Regions from separate parts of the Homo sapiens genome. Here region 1 is linked to region 2. Evidence: chromatin contacts called from ENCODE Hi-C or POLR2A ChIA-PET data. All regions are on one chromosome and are shown on one strand. Each heading gives the region's core, a stretch centred on a gene start or an enhancer-like site at or near the end of the contact. The rest is flanking DNA. Distances are from core to core; before and after follow the strand shown.

The links. A loop is a pair of places that touch in the nucleus more often than their neighbours do. ChIA-PET counts read pairs that join two places held with the same protein, here RNA polymerase II (POLR2A). Pooled maps may share reads with other maps.
Region 1: a loop to region 2 is called in a pooled map, with 6 times the contacts of the local background. The contact joins the promoter of IFT20 here to the promoter of LINC03146 in region 2. A Hi-C loop is called at or near these places in 1 of 168 maps with a recorded cell type or tissue (posterior vena cava) and 5 of 50 pooled maps. POLR2A ChIA-PET finds 5 or more read pairs at or near these places in 1 of 52 experiments (HEK293).

The regions. Positions count from the first base shown.
Region 1 is chr17:28,330,715-28,338,505 of GRCh38, forward strand. IFT20 (intraflagellar transport 20) reads right to left here and starts at 4,758. Exons shown (of 5, transcript NM_001267776.2): 1 at 4,626-4,758; 2 at 1,145-1,273. The coding sequence starts at 1,271. It overlaps TNFAIP1 (TNF alpha induced protein 1), which reads left to right and starts at 5,047. Exons shown (of 7, transcript NM_021137.5): 1 at 5,047-5,142. RefSeq lists silencers at 4,455-4,646, 5,140-5,189 and an enhancer at 4,570-5,099.
Region 2 is chr17:27,329,516-27,336,692 of GRCh38, forward strand. It overlaps LINC03146 (long intergenic non-protein coding RNA 3146), which reads left to right and starts at 2,980. Exons shown (of 3, transcript XR_007065677.1): 1 at 2,980-3,912; 2 at 4,745-4,862. RefSeq lists an enhancer at 3,031-3,580.

The DNA of each region.
Region 1 (7,791 bases), core at 3,508-6,007, 1.0 Mb after region 2:
ATCACTTGAACCCAGGAGTTAGAGGATGTGTGATCATGCCTGTGAACTGCCACTGCATTCCAGCCTGGGGAACATAGCAAGACCCTGTCGCTTAAACACTTTGGTGCCTGTTGGCCTGTCTCCTACCCTTGGTCTGAACCTAGAGAAGGGTGGCCAGCTGGACCAGGGCATACTCGGACCTTGCATCCCCACTGAGCCAGCCAGCCGCTATGACCTCCGGCTATGAAAGCACTAGGCCCTTGCTGGGCTCATTCTCCAGACAGACCCCAACCCTGCTTCCCCAGGAGTGACAGGAAGCACTGTTGTTCACAAAAGGGCAGCCTCAGGACACAAGCGCTGCCTCTGGACTAGCTACAGGTATGACACCAGATTTCAATTAACAGTGGGGATGGGGGCTTCCCACTTGTAACCACAAAAAAGCAAGCTCACAGCATTAAGTGCCTAATCTCCCACTCACTTTCTCCAATGTCCTGGATGTGACAATTTACTGAGGGGAAACTAAGGCCCAGAGAGGTGTGTGCATGGCACAGCAATCACAGGTTAGTGACAGAACCCAAGCTACCTTTCACTAACCAAGCTCTCTCCACAACCTAGGAAACCCCCCAGAAAGCTCAGAAGTCCCTTGTTCTAGCTAGATCTGGCTCTGTACGGGCATTGGGCTTGCTTGGCTGCTGGGACAGGAGGCTTCCTGAAGATTTCCAGCCAAAAGATGACTTCAGTAAGTCTGTTGAGCTGCTTCTAGAAACTTCACCTATCACTTCTAACTCCAAATAACAGAGAACCTGCCCCTGAGAAGACTTTCTCTGAAGAAATCAAATCATGAGTACATAATTCTATTTCCCACACCCAAGCCATGGTTGTGTTCCCAGAAAGTTTAAGGTTTCTAAGAGCAAGAAATGAAAGATGGCATATCTAAAGACACCCTCCCCTCCCCATCCCGGTGTTTGGTTTGACTGGTGCCCTGTTGGGGACACATGAGAGCACAAGAGGGCAGACAGAAAAGGGTGGCACGTGGGAACTCACAGACGCCAGATTCAACCTCCAGGGAGCCAGCAGCTCCACTGTGGCAGGGCCAAGATGAGCCTGGGGTACAGTTGAAATGGCAGCTCAAAGCTGAGTGGCACTGTATCTCCCCAATACTCACTGTCCACAAAGTCTTTGCACTCTTCCTTCAGCTCTATGGTCTGCTGGGTAACCTCTGGGTCCAACACCCTCAGCTTGTTCAGTTCATCAAAGTGTAGCCCTGCTTCACCCAGGATGTCCTTGGCCATGGCTGTAAAGAAACAGGCCCAATTCCTCATCACTTCCCAGCCACCCAAGGAAATGCCTGCTGCCAAGCCAGCCCCACTCCTGCCCTTGGACACCAATGCCAAAAACCCAGGTGTTCCAAAGGATCCCCGTTCCCTCTGCCACCACCTCTCTGAGCCTCACCTGTTTCCCATCCAGGTTCCCTAGAGGAGTTCTGCTCTGAAGGAGTGACAGTGGCAGTCAGGAGGAGGTGTGTCATAGGAGCAAGGGTCAGGAAAGAATAAAGTCCGCTTGCTTGTCACAGGCATCGTTCATTCAACACACATTTCTTGAGTGCCTACTACATGCCAACACTGCTAGATGCTGGGGGTACAAAGATGAATGCAACACGGTGCCCGCCCTGAAGAGCACATAGTTCAGCTGGAAGAAGACAGACACGGAAACTGAAAAACCACACTGCGTTAAATGCTTGTTTAGAAACATCAGTAAAGAGCCAGAGGAGGACAGAGCCATTAATGAAGGAGTGACATGTGAACTAAGTTGTAAGCCATCAGTGTATTTACTTTATATATCACCAGTTATGTACTGAAAAGCACATGAAAAGGCTTCTCAAATACATATACTGGAACAACACAAAAACCAAATAAAGGAAATCCGAGTAAATTAAAAATTATGGTTAAAAAATAAAAAGTCAGGAGTAAGAATATTACTCAAAACGTATGCTTGCCTGAATTGGGAATCAAAGTTGGGTCATTCTCTTCCTAGCAGAAAACACAAAAAGGAATGAAGTATCAGCAAGAACATATCAAGGCAGGAGAACAGGGATAGGTATTCCAAGCAGAGAAAACAGCATGGACAAAGGCCTGAAGTCACTGAAAGGACCTATCTCACCTAAGGACGAGAGGAAAAAGAATGGAGCTGGAAAGGTGAGCTGGAGCCAGACCAGGAAGACCCTGCATGCCAAGCTAAGGAGTTTGGATTTTTTCTGTAGGCAACAGAGAACTAACAGAGATATCTTCTCCCTTACCAAGCCACCTTGCATTCCTGTTCCAAAGGATGCCTCAATTCTAGGAAGGAAATACTGAAAACTCACTCTTGTTCTGGCTCAAAACACACACACACACACACACACACACACACACACAATTAAACATAGACATCTTTATGACCTGTTTAAAAAGGGAGGCAATGCTACTTACATCTAGCAATTGGCTGCTATGCCAATTCTAAAACCCAGGTGCTCCAAAGTCTACCATCACCTGGACTTGCACCAGCCCCTTCCCTCTGCCCCCACTGCCCCCAGCCTCAGCTGTTTCCCTTCTGGCTTCCTTAGAGAAGTCCTGTTCTGAATGGGGTGATTCTGGGGTTGGCTGTCCAGGGCAGGTGTGCCAAGGAGGAGCAATGGCTGGAAAATAATCAAGTCTCACTGTTTCCAGAACTTCTGGTTTTTAAGATGACCAGAAATCCAGTACCTCAATGTTGGTATGTAATCCAAAAATTTTAAGTAAGGGGGAAAACCCACATCCAACACTGCATGGGCCAACTAATACATGTCTATGAGCTGTCTGTAGACGACTCTGGCCTTTGGCCTCACTGGAATCCACTGATGTAAGTGAGCTAGCATCATCCTTTTGAAGCATTTTGTTCATCTGTAGCTTCCTTAAAATAGGGCTTTTTAAAAAGATCTGGCCAGTGCAGTAGCTCATGCCTGTAATCCCAGCACTTTGGGAGACTGAGGTGGGAGGATCACTTGGGCACAGGAGTCTGAAACCAGCCTGGGCAATGTGGCAAAATACCGTCTCTACAAAAGATTTCTAAGATAGCCAGACCTGGTGACAGGTGCCTGTAGTCCCAGCTACTTGGGAGGGTAAGCTGGGAGGATCGCTTAAGCCCAGGAGGTGGAGGCTGCAGTGAGCCGTGTTCACACCACTGCACTCCAGCCTGGGCAACAGAGTGAGACCCTGTCTCAAAAAAAAAACCAAAAAATCTGTCTTTCGCAGCTACAGGTCATTAATCTGACCAGCTGCTCCAGAAAGATTGAAGTAACATGAGGGAGCAAATATCTGCTTCAACTTCCACCCCCTTCCCTGAGAGCATGCATTTATTCAGAAACATCCACTCAGTCCCTGCTCTGGGGACAGACTAGTGAAAACAATGCCTCTGGACAGATGGTAAAGAAATAATCACAAATCGTGATATTACTATAAGGAAAAGTACATGGTGCTGTGTGAAGTGCTGCAGGAGGACACAGTTCATGGGGGGCGGACTTGGAGGGGAGGGCCAACAGAGGCCTTCTGAAAAAAATGACACTTAAACAGACCTAAAGACTGTCCAAAAGTATGTCAAGTGAAAGGGGAAGCAAGGCATTGCAGGCAGAAGGAAACACGTATGTGAAGATCCTGAGGCAACAGGAAATTTGATGCATTCCGAGAACAGAGACTGAGCAAGAGAAGGGAACAGAATGAGGCTAGACAGGGAGACAACAGCTGGATCACCGAAGGCTCTGAAAGACGCAGTCATGAGCTTGGATTTTATCAGAAGGGTAATGGGACAGCCAGCGGGTTCTCAGCAGACCAACAAAATCAGACTTAGAAAGATCACTCTTGCTCAGCCTGAGAGAACCGATTGGAGGGAACAAGAGAGGGCAAAGCCCCAAGTACCTTCTTGTTCATCACTCTAACCCTAGCACCTAGCATGGTGCCCACACATAACTGGCACTCAGTAAATGTTTGTGGAATGAATGACCGTGGAAACAGGAGACTATTGCAGTAACCAAGGCTGGCAGCCGAACACAAGTGTTCCGAGTTGAGATGTTTTGTAAGTCGAGGTGATGGGGCTTAGCAATGGACTGACTGAATGTGGGGGTTTGGGGATAAGAGAAAAACAAGTCAGGCATGACTCCCATGAATCTGGCTTGGCCCACCTATCTGATTGGAAGGGCTGGCTTAAAGAGATAGGTAAGATGGAAGAAGAGGTGCAGGGAAAGAGTTCACAGATTATCTACCAACTCCCATCACACGCGTGTCTGAGCATCTGAGCAACACCTGGCCCAAGAGCTGGGACTAAGCTCCCTGAGCATGAGGCGGTGGCATACTTTCTGCGCCCCGGCTCTCCCAGATGCATGCGAGGCACTGCGAGCCGACTCTTTACTATGTAAACTCCCCGAACTTATCCGAGCCGCAGTTTCCTCGTAAGATCGTGGCAAGCATCAACGCATCAAACTCCAGGCCTAAGCTGGGTGTGAAAGCGCCCCCCTGAGAGTGGGGCGGAATTCCCACGTCTCTCCCCGCCCGGTACTGCCTTTCCTCAGGACGCGGGCCTGTCAGGCTCCTCTCGCCCCTGGTCCGCCCGCGTCCCCCGACCCGAGGTCAGCCTACCTGCCGGCCCCGCGGCGGCAGCGCGCTGCAGCCCAGGCTGATGTAGACAGGCAGCTTCTCCTGGGTCAGCGACAGCCGGTACCCAGCCAGCCTGCCACGGCCGCTGCCACGGATACAGAGCCTGTTTACCTATGACGTCACTACCTTCCTGACTCCGGAAGCACTTACAGCCCCCATTCCACAGAGCCTGCTGGGAAACAGAGGCCCGAGGGGAGGCCCGGCCTACAAGACCCAGAAGCCTTAGCGCCGGCAAGGCGGCCAGAAGTAGCTCTGCTCTCTCCGCGAAGACCCTCGGGGGATTCCGCCTCCACCCTTTCCCGGATAGAGCGCTATGCATGCAGGGACTTGTAGTCTCAGGCTCCCCAGCCGGCTGGGCTGGGCAGCACTCCGGGCGGAGTCGACGAGCGCAGGATGTGAGCTCACAGCTTGGGACTGCTGAGGGGCAGGCGGCTGCAGGCTAGGGGCGGCTCGGAGTCCGCTGGCCACCCAGCTGAGAGGAGAGGCGCCCCCGGGGACGGTGAGAGCCGGGCCCGCCGATGCCCTCGGGGAAGGGATGGACGGCCCCTGCTGGAGTAGAGCGAGCCCGGCCGGGTCCTGGGGGAAAAGGCGCGGGCGGCGTAGGGGAGATGGAGAGCTCCGATCTCCCACGGAGGGTGGGCGTGAGAACCGGTGTGGGTTTCTCGGTAGTGAGGAGTGGTCCGGGCTAGAGAAGAGCCCACACCGGCCACATTTCCCAGGACTTTTTGGGTGACGCTTAACCTTTACACCTAGGGTTTCTGCTAGATCCGCCACTCTAGCCCTCAGCTTTCCTCCCGCCGTCCTCCGTGTCTGACGGATTTCTGGGTCCTTCTTCCTTTTAGACCCCTCCTCTTTCCACCTCCGCGGCTGTTTGCCCTTTGTTGTGCTTGGGTTCCCATTAGCTTCGTTGCGTGAGCCACGGATCCGCCCTTAGCCCCGGGCATCCCCAAATATCCACACACAAAGTGCGGAAGGAAGAGCACTGTGGCTATCAGTGGAAACTTCATTCTCACTGGAATTACTTTCTGGGGCGTCACCTGCCACAGAATTCCTGGAACCCATTGGTCTGGGCGGAATGTGATTGACGTCATCCAGGGGCTCAAAGCAATTGCTTTGTAGGAAAGGAAGAGATTAGCTCTGGATCCGCCGACCTCTCTTGGCAGGCCTATCCTTTGAGCTCCTTTGCATTGGCAGAACATGTATGTGTGCTTTCTCTGATCCTGGGAAAACTAGGACTAGACACAAAATACACAGGGAACTTGCTAATACCTGTTAGAGAGGTGGATTTATTCCTTTGAGGTGGGCGGGAAAAGGGAAGGTGATCTCATACCATTCTAGTGTTTCTTAGTCATTGGCAACCTCCTGGTGAGGGCTCACCTCCCATACCCAACCCCTGTGGCAAATGAAAGAGTCTCCCAGACAAGCCGCCAAAGGAATTCACTGCTTCACACAGCACCCACGCTGGCTGTCCACTTCCTTGGACATTCTTCCCAGGGACTTACCTAAATCTTTTCAGGGACAATTTCAGTCTAACAAACTGACGTATGTTAAATACTTAAAATGTGCATGGCATTGTGCTGAGCACCATTAGGGGAACACAGCGGTAAACTTGGGAAACCAGTGCCCTGCTTCTGGGTTGCACTTACAAGGCATGAGCAACTGTAAACTCCTGCATGTGATGAGCATTCGGTGAAATCATTCCACTTTTTTTCTGTCTCCATTATTACCAATGTGGTCCAGGCTGCCATCATCTCTTCTTGCCTAGACTACTGCTTCCTCTGGTCTTCCCACTTTCTCTCTTGCACCTTTACAATTCATTCTCTACCCAGCAGCAAGTTATCTTTTCAAAATACACTACAAGCAAGTCAGATCATATCACTCCCCTGCTTGCAACCCTCCAATTGATTCATATACTATATAGCAATTAGTATGAAATCCACCTTTGTTATCATCTAACGCCTGCCTTCCCTGACTTGACATCAAACCAACTTCCCCCTACTGTCTGTGCACCAGCCATTATGACCGTATTTCTGATCCTCAAACTTGTTTTAATTTTGTCATTGTTGAGATGAGATTTCCCTATGTCACCCAGGCTGACTTTCCCAGGCTCAAGCAGTCATCCCACCTCAGCCTCCCGAGCAGCTGGGACCACAGGCATGAGCCACCATATCTGGCTAATTTTTTTTTATTTGTAGAAACAAACTCTCACTATGTTGCCCAGACTGGTCTTGAACTCCTGGGCTCAAGCAATCCACCCACTTCGGCCTCCTAAAGTGCTAGGATTACAGGTGTGAGCCACCACACCCGCCCCCTAAAACTTGTTTCTAACAGGAACTTTGCACTTACTCTTCCATCTGTCTACAATGCTCTCTTCAAACCTCAGCTGAAATGTCACCATCCCAAAGATGCTTTTCCTGTCCCTTTGTCTAAATTAGTGCCTCTCCCTAATCACTCTCATATCACTGTTTTATTATCTTTATTGCATTTATCAGGTTCTGGAATTATCTGCTTATTTATTTAAGTCCTTGTTGCTAGTCTGTTTCCTTCCACTAGAATGTAAGCTCCATGTGGACATGACTTTCTATATGTGTTCTCTTCTGAGTACCCAATGCCTGGCACGTAGGGGTACAATAAATGCTAGCTTTCTCTCTTTTTAAAAATTCCTGTTATGATGCTTCTTTGAACTGTTTGAAGGCAAAGACAATATTTTTTCATTGTTCCCTACTGCTTAACATAGTAGGCACTCAGTAGTTTAATTGCTGAATGAGTTAAATGAGCTAGTACATATTAAATGCCAAGAGATGGGGTCTTGCTATGTTGCCAAGGCTGGTCTTGACTCCTGGGCTCAAGAGATCCTCCCACCTCGGCCTACTGAGTAGCCAGGAGTACAGGCAGGTGGCAGCACACATCTCACCTCATTGTTTTTAGATTTATCCTCTGATCTTTTCTAGTCCTTTCTTCTCCCATTCTTATTGGGAGGGAAGAGGAGAGTAGGGCTGGGCTCCCTCTCAGGAAAAAGAAAGGAAAACAGCCATCCTATAGCTGTTCTTCCCTGAAAAATGGTGACAATTTCAGGAACTTGGGACAAGGCTGGTGCCAAGAAAGGGGAAGGTCAGGAAGCCCCAGCCGAAGCCCAGGTAACCTGCAC
Region 2 (7,177 bases), core at 1,730-4,229:
GAGGGGGCGGGTGAGCAGGTGTCGAGGGAGGGGTGACTTGAGGCTGACAGTGCACTCCTCAGAGTGGCAATTCCATGCAGCCTGCTGTGCACCTGTCAGCCTCTTGTCATCACAAACTTTTAAAAAGCCCAGAAGATGCATGCATGTCTCTGCGCTCACAGATCCACATGTAAAGTTATTCTCCATGGAGGTTCCCACAGCACGCACCCAGACATGTACCATAAAGCAAATCTCCCTAACTGTCCAGCCGTAGGGAGGGACAGGTTCACCATGTGGCAGGATGTTAGGAGCCTTTACAAAGAAAGACACGAAGCTGTAGGAAGAGAACACAGAAGTTCCAGAATGGTAGTTCAGTGATTATAATTGTATATATGTATATATACATATATACAAATGTGTATCTATATACACATATATCTATATTTACATATATATAAAATGTGTTGCAAAGCTTAGAAGGATGGATTTATACCAAACTCTTTTTTTTTTTTTTTTGAGGCAGAGTTTTGCTCTTGTTGCCCAGGCTGGAGTGCAATGGCGTGATCTTGGCTCACTGCAACCTCTGCCTCCCGGGTTCAAGCAATTCTGCTGTCTCTGCCTCCCAAGTACCTGGGATTACAGGCATGCACCACCACGCCCCACTAATTTTGTATTTTTAGTAGAGACAGGGTTTCTCTATGTTGGTCAGACTGGTCTCGAACTCCCGACCTCAGGTGATCGGCCCGCCTCAGCCTCTCAAAGTGCTGGGATTACAGGTGTGAGCAACTGAGCCCAGCCGTATACCAAACTCTTAATAGTGTGAACCCAAAATATATGAAACAGGTCTCAGTTAGTTTAGAAAGCTTATTTTGCCAAGGTTAAGGACATGCCCATAACACAGCCTCAGGAGGTCCTGATGACATGTGCCCAATGTGGTCGGGGTACAGCTTGCTTTCCTTTTTATTTTTTTTCTTTTCTTTCCTTTTTTTTTTTTTTTTTTGAGACAGAGTTTCGCTCTTGTCATCCAGGCTGGAGTGCAATGATGTGATCTCAGCTCACCAAAACCTCCGCCTCCTGGGTTCAAGCTATTCTCCTGCCTCAGCCTCCCAAGTAGCTGGGACTACAGGCATGCGCCACCACGCCCGGGTTAATTTTGTATTTTTAGTAGAGACGAGGCTTCTCCATGTTGGTCAGGCTGTTCTCAAACTTCTGACCTCAGGTGATCCACCTGCCTCGGCCTCCCAAAGTGTTGGGATTACAGGCGTGAGCCACTGCACTTGGCCGCTTTCATACATTTTAGGAAGACAATACATCAATCAATACAGGCAAGGTTTACATTGGTTTGATCTGGAAGGGCAGGACAATTCAAAGTAGGGTGCAGCTTCCAGAGGTCAGATTTTAAAACTTTCTGATTGGCAATTGATTGAAAGAGTTATTATCGGTAGAAAGGAATGTCTGGGTTATGATAAGAGGTTGTGAAGACCTAGGTTTTGTCACACAGACGAAGCCTCCAAGTAGCAGGATTTAGGGAGAATAGACTGTATTGTTTCTTATCAGACCTAAGGTCCCCGTTGGTGTGAATGCTGGAGGGTATAATGAGGCATCTCCCACCCCCTCTTCCATCGTGGCCTGACTAGATTTTCAGGTAACCCTGGAATGCCTTTGGCCAAGAGGAGGGGTCCATTATTTTTGGTTTACAACAGTGAGAAGTGAGTTGGGGGAGAATTGGACTTTTGTTTGGGTTCTATTTTATACACATCTCTATTGTTTGGATATTCTGCAGCAAACATTACAAATTTTTTTAAATGCTGAAGTCAAATTGATGCCTTCAAGTCTATGAACGCTGTCATCCCAGCAAAGCACAGTGCACCTGCTTTCCCATGTGTTCTGGGCATGTCCTCACAAGTTGGGGTGAGACAGAGTTGATCCCTCTGCCACTCTGCCCACTCCTGCCAATGGCTGTGCTTCCTGGCAAGTCATTGGCTCTTCTGAGCCTCAGTGTGCCCACCCATAATGCAGGCAGAGGCATCTCAGAAGCTCCAGAGTCACTGGGAAATGGCACATGGGGTGGCAGGAAGGTGGGAGGGGGAGAGAACAAGAAGGCACTATGTTAGCAAAACTCAGCATGAGGGAGGGCCAGCTGCAGCCCAGCTCCTTGGCTGCAACCACAAGGGAGGGCAGGGAAAGAAGAGGAAGGAAAGAAAAAAGGAGAGGAGCCAGGCCTGGTGGTTCACTTTGGGAGGCTAAAGAGGGCAGATCACTTGAGGCTGGGAGTTCGAGACCAGCCTGGTCAACATGGTGAAACCCCATCTCTACTAAAAATACAAAAATTAGCAAGGCTTGGTGGTGTGCATCTGTAGTTCCACCTACTTAGGAGGCTGAGGCAGGAGGATCGCTTGAACCTGGGAGGTGGAGGCTGCAGTGAGCCAAGATTGTGCCACTGCACTCCAGCCTAAGCTACAGAGTGAGACTCCATCTGAAAAAAAAAAAAGAGAGAAAAGAAAAGAAAGAAGAGGAAGGGCTACTGCACTCTGGACTCAGTGCCCTCCTTGGTCTCACACCCTTGCTGACCTCCCTCCTGGCACATGAGGTCTTCATGCTGCTCAGGCCCATGGCTGACCTCCTCTCCTCTGGAGTGGTCCATCCCTACCAGATCTCCTCCTGTCCAGCTGAGCAGACCAGGCCTATACAGGCTGCTTCTGGCTCCACTGAGGCCCAGGAGCTTACACCTTTGGACCGGGTGTCAAAAGTGTCCTTCTTATTAGCAAAAAGAATTTTGGAGGGAAAAACAAATGACATCCTCAGACATCCTAGGGCAGAGTCAGAAGCAGAGAGGAGACTGAATGGGCTCGGGTGGGTGTGGAAGGTCACTGCAGGCCGCCATAGGACAGGCCTGGGCTCACAGGAGCAGGATGTGGGGAGGGGGATTGCCAGGCAGGGGTGGGGACCAAAGTGAAGGCCACCTGGTGGGAGCCAGTCAGAGGGGTGGGGCAGGGTTAGATCACAAGGGAATCCAATGCCAGGGGGCCAGGGGATGTTTTGCAATGTGGGCAACTGAACCTGAGATGTGACAAGACCAGTGATTTGGCGACCTGCCCAGGCAGGCCCAGCCCCCAGGGTATTGAGATGACACATTCTAAACTCAGGTGACCCGGGCCTTGGGAGTGCACTAGCAACTGGCTGTCAGTCACGGGGCTCTTCAGATATTTGTCACGTGAATGAGCCAGACAGTAAGTGGAGATGCCCTTCCTAGTCACCTACTGCCGGCGTTCACGCTGTGAACCAGCGAACTAGGCCACCGGCCTGACCCAGTTTTCCCTGTGGCCTGCCAAGCCAAGGAGAAGCAGACGCGGCCGGCGCAGGCGTCCAGGGTGACTCGGAGGCGTGGCTCTGCAGTCGCGGCTCTGCAGTCGCCTTGGAGCGGCTGCCCTTCCGACCCCGCCTGGGCTATGACTCATCTTCGGTGGAGGAGAAAGGGGCCTTTGTGAGCGCCCAGCTCCGGCGTCTCCTGGACAGCACCGCCCTCCGGTGGCCGCGAGTCAGGAGGGCTGGGGAAGCCGCCCGAGAGGCAGCGCCCGAGCTCCCCACGAGCTGCTGTGCCATTGGAAGCGCCAGCGCCCTCCCCTCGGAGTCCAGCCAAGTCGGGGGGAAGACTGGGAGAGAAATCGTCACCCCCTAGAGGGCAAGTGGGCTCAGCCCTAGGAAATGCTTGTTTCTCCAGCCCCTCCCAGACGCCCCGGGGAAACGGCATCCCAGAGCTCCGCTCCCTGGAGGCCCCTCCAGAGAGGGACCCGGGGCCCCGCCCCGCAGCTGGAGAAGGGGTGAATGCCTTTCCTACCTAACGCCTGGTCCGCGGCCCTGCTTGTTGCGTCTCCAAGACCACGTGTCTGCTGCATTTTAAAAATAGTTGTGAACATCTGACTTTCTCCTTTTGTGAGTTGCCTATTCATATCCTTGGTCTGCTTTTCTATTTTCTATTTTTTCTCTTGTTGACGTACAGAAGCACTTTAAAAATGTCAGTTCTGTCGAATGTGTTGCAAATATTTTTCTAAGCTTAGAATTTTACCTTCTGATTTTGTTTTTGGTGATATTTGATACACCACACGACATTTTGATGTGGGATGACCTTTTGATGTTTTTCTTTTTCTTTCTTTAGTTTTTTATTTTTGAGTCAGCGCCTCACTCTGTCACCCAGGCTGGAGTACAGTGGCGTGATCTTGGCTCCCTGCAGTCTCCGCCTCCCGGCTCAAGCCATCCTCCCACCTTAGCCTCCCTAGTAGCTGGAACCACAGGTGCACACCACTACGCCCGGCTAATTTTTGTATCTTTTGTAGAGAGGAGGTCTCGCTATGTTGCCCAGGCTGGTCTTGAACTCCTGGGCTCAAGCAACCTGCCTGCCTTGGGCCTCCCAAAGTGCTGGGATTACAGGCTTGAGCCACTACTCCCGGCCTTGATGTTTTCCTTTATTCTTTCTCCCTTTTGTTTTTTTTTAATTGTAAAACTGCTCCCATCTGAGTATCACACAGACATTTCAGATCTATATTTTTTCTTTTCTGCTCCTCTTCCCCCCTTCCCTTCCTCCATTTCCTCTTACTCCTTCATTTGGCTTTTAAACCCACCTGGGACTAATTTTGATATAAACTGGAAGATAAAGATCTAAACTTATTTTTTTCTGAATAGTCAACTTTTCATATGTCATTATTCAGGCTTTCTCTCTTGTTTGTTTGTTTGTTTGTTTTGAGACAGTCTTGCTTTTGTCTCCCAGGCTGGAGTGCAGTGGCACAATCTCTGCTCACTGCAACCTCGGCTTCTCAGGTTCAAGCGAGTCTCCTGGCTCAGCCTTCCCAGTAGCTGGGATTACAGGCGCGTGCCACCATGCCCGGGTAAGTTTTGCATTTTTAGTAGAGATGGGTTTTCGCCATGTTGACCAGGTTGGTCTTGAATTCCTGACATCAAATGATCCACCCGCCTCGCCCTCCCAAAGTGCTGGGATTACAGACGTGGGTCACCATGCCCAGCCCAGCCTTTCTCTTTTAGTAGAATATTTCCTCACTGGTTTGAAATATCACTTTGATTATAAACTAAATGCTCGGGCCTATTTCTGGCCAGGACCCTGACCTTATACATTAAGCCAAAGGATATGGACTTCTTAAAAAAATCATATTAGGCCGCTAATTATGGATTTAGGACATTTATTCACATTGTTTTAGGCTCCAACTAAAAGCAGGCTTGAATGAAGCAGCTGCACAGGAAAACTGGATAGGAAAGATTTCATTTAAAAGGACATAAACATTTTAAATTCTTTTTAAAAATTTATTATTATTTATTTTTAATAGAGACAGGGTCTGGCTTTGTTGCCCAGGCTGGCTTTGAACTCCTGGGCTCAAGCAGTCGTCTTGCCTCAGCTTCCTAAAGTGCTGGGATTACAGGCATGAGCCACCACACCTGGCCAACATTTTCTTTTCTTTTCTTTTTTTTAATTTTCTTTTTTTTATTTTATTATTATTATACTTTAAGTTTTAGGGTACATGTGCACAATGTGCAGGTTAGTTACATATGTATACATGTCTGGCCAACATTTTCAATTCTTATTATACAAAATGTCAAACCTTCCTCCAGAATGGACATAAATAGACTAATGCATATCCTCCCAGAAGCATATGAGAATGCCCTTTTCACTACACCGTTCTGAGGTTGAGTATTATTTGTAAAACTATGTCCTAGTTTGAAAGGAAAAATAGGATCTCATTGTTCTCTCATAATTTGCATTTCTTTAATGCTTGAGAGTGAATTTTTTCATGGTCATTTATAAAATACCTAGATATAAGCTTGACACAAAATGTGCATGTCCTATAAACAACAAAAACTTAACTAAGAGGTTTTAAATAAAGTTTACATACATGGAAAGGCATGTGATACTCGTGAATGGAAAGATGCCAGTTCTGGCCAAATTAATATATAAGTTTTGTGTGATTCTTTTTTTTAACACATTTTTTCTTATTTTTAAAAAAATTAGAGACAGCCTCTTGCTGTGTTGCCCAGGCTGAAGTGCAGTGGTGTGCTCATGGCTCACTGTAACCTCAAACTCCTGAGCTCCTGTGATCCTCCCACCTCAGCCTCCCAAGTAGCTAGGACTACAGGTGCATGCCACCACGCCCAGCTAATTTTTGTATTTTTAATTTTTTTTGTAGAGATGGTGTCTTGCTGTGTTGCCCAGGTTAGTCTCAAATTCTTTTTTTTTTTTTTTTTTGGAAAGAGTCTCACTCTGTCCCCCAGGCTGGAGTGCAGTGGTGCGATCTTGGCTCATTGCAACCTCCACATCCCTAGTTCAAGCAATTCTCACGCCTCAGCCTCCTGAGTAGCTGGGATTACAGATGTGCACCACCATGCCCAACAAATTTTTTGTTTTTTAGTAGAGACGGGATTTTCCCATGTTGTCCAGGCTGGTCTCAAACTCCTGAGCTCAGGCAATCTGCCCACCTCAGCCTCCCAAAGTGCTAGGATTACAGGCATGAGCTATTGTGCCCGGCCTGGTCTCAAACTCTTGTGCTCAAGCGATCCTCCCACCTCAGTCTCCCAAAATGCTGGGATTATAGGTGTGAGCAACTGCCCATGGCCAGTTTTGTGCAATTGTATTAATAATAAAAATTCCAATATATTTTTGGGGAATTTTGCATAGTGAATCTAAAGGTCATAGACAAGTGGGGACAACCAAGAACACTTTGAAAAAAATGGCCAGCGAAGGAGAACTTGTTCATATTAGCAGGTGTTCTAGAAAGACCCTCTAATCTCCCTACCCAGCTGGGATTTTGAAGAGATGTTGTAGTGAAGTTATTATTTTCAGAGACATGGGCCAGGTTAAGGGAACCAAGAGGGGAAGTTGAAGCTTGTGCAACAGCAGGACTCCATTAGCACCCCAGACAGTTCGGAGGGTCGGCCACACCCAAGTTACAGCCCTAGGGCTGCAGTCACTGCCAGAACCACAGCAAAGCAGGGAGGGAGCAGGACAAATACATACCCCCTCCCCTCCTGTCACCTGTCCCCCTTGCTGTTGCCTCCTGATGGCTGAACCTTATTCAAAGTACCAGGGGAAGTTAAGTGATTCAATGCTTAGGGCTGGCTCAGTCTCCGGGGGCACAGAGAAAGGTAGGGGAGGCTGCAAAGAGTATCTGGGGACACAGAGATTAATCAGGACATG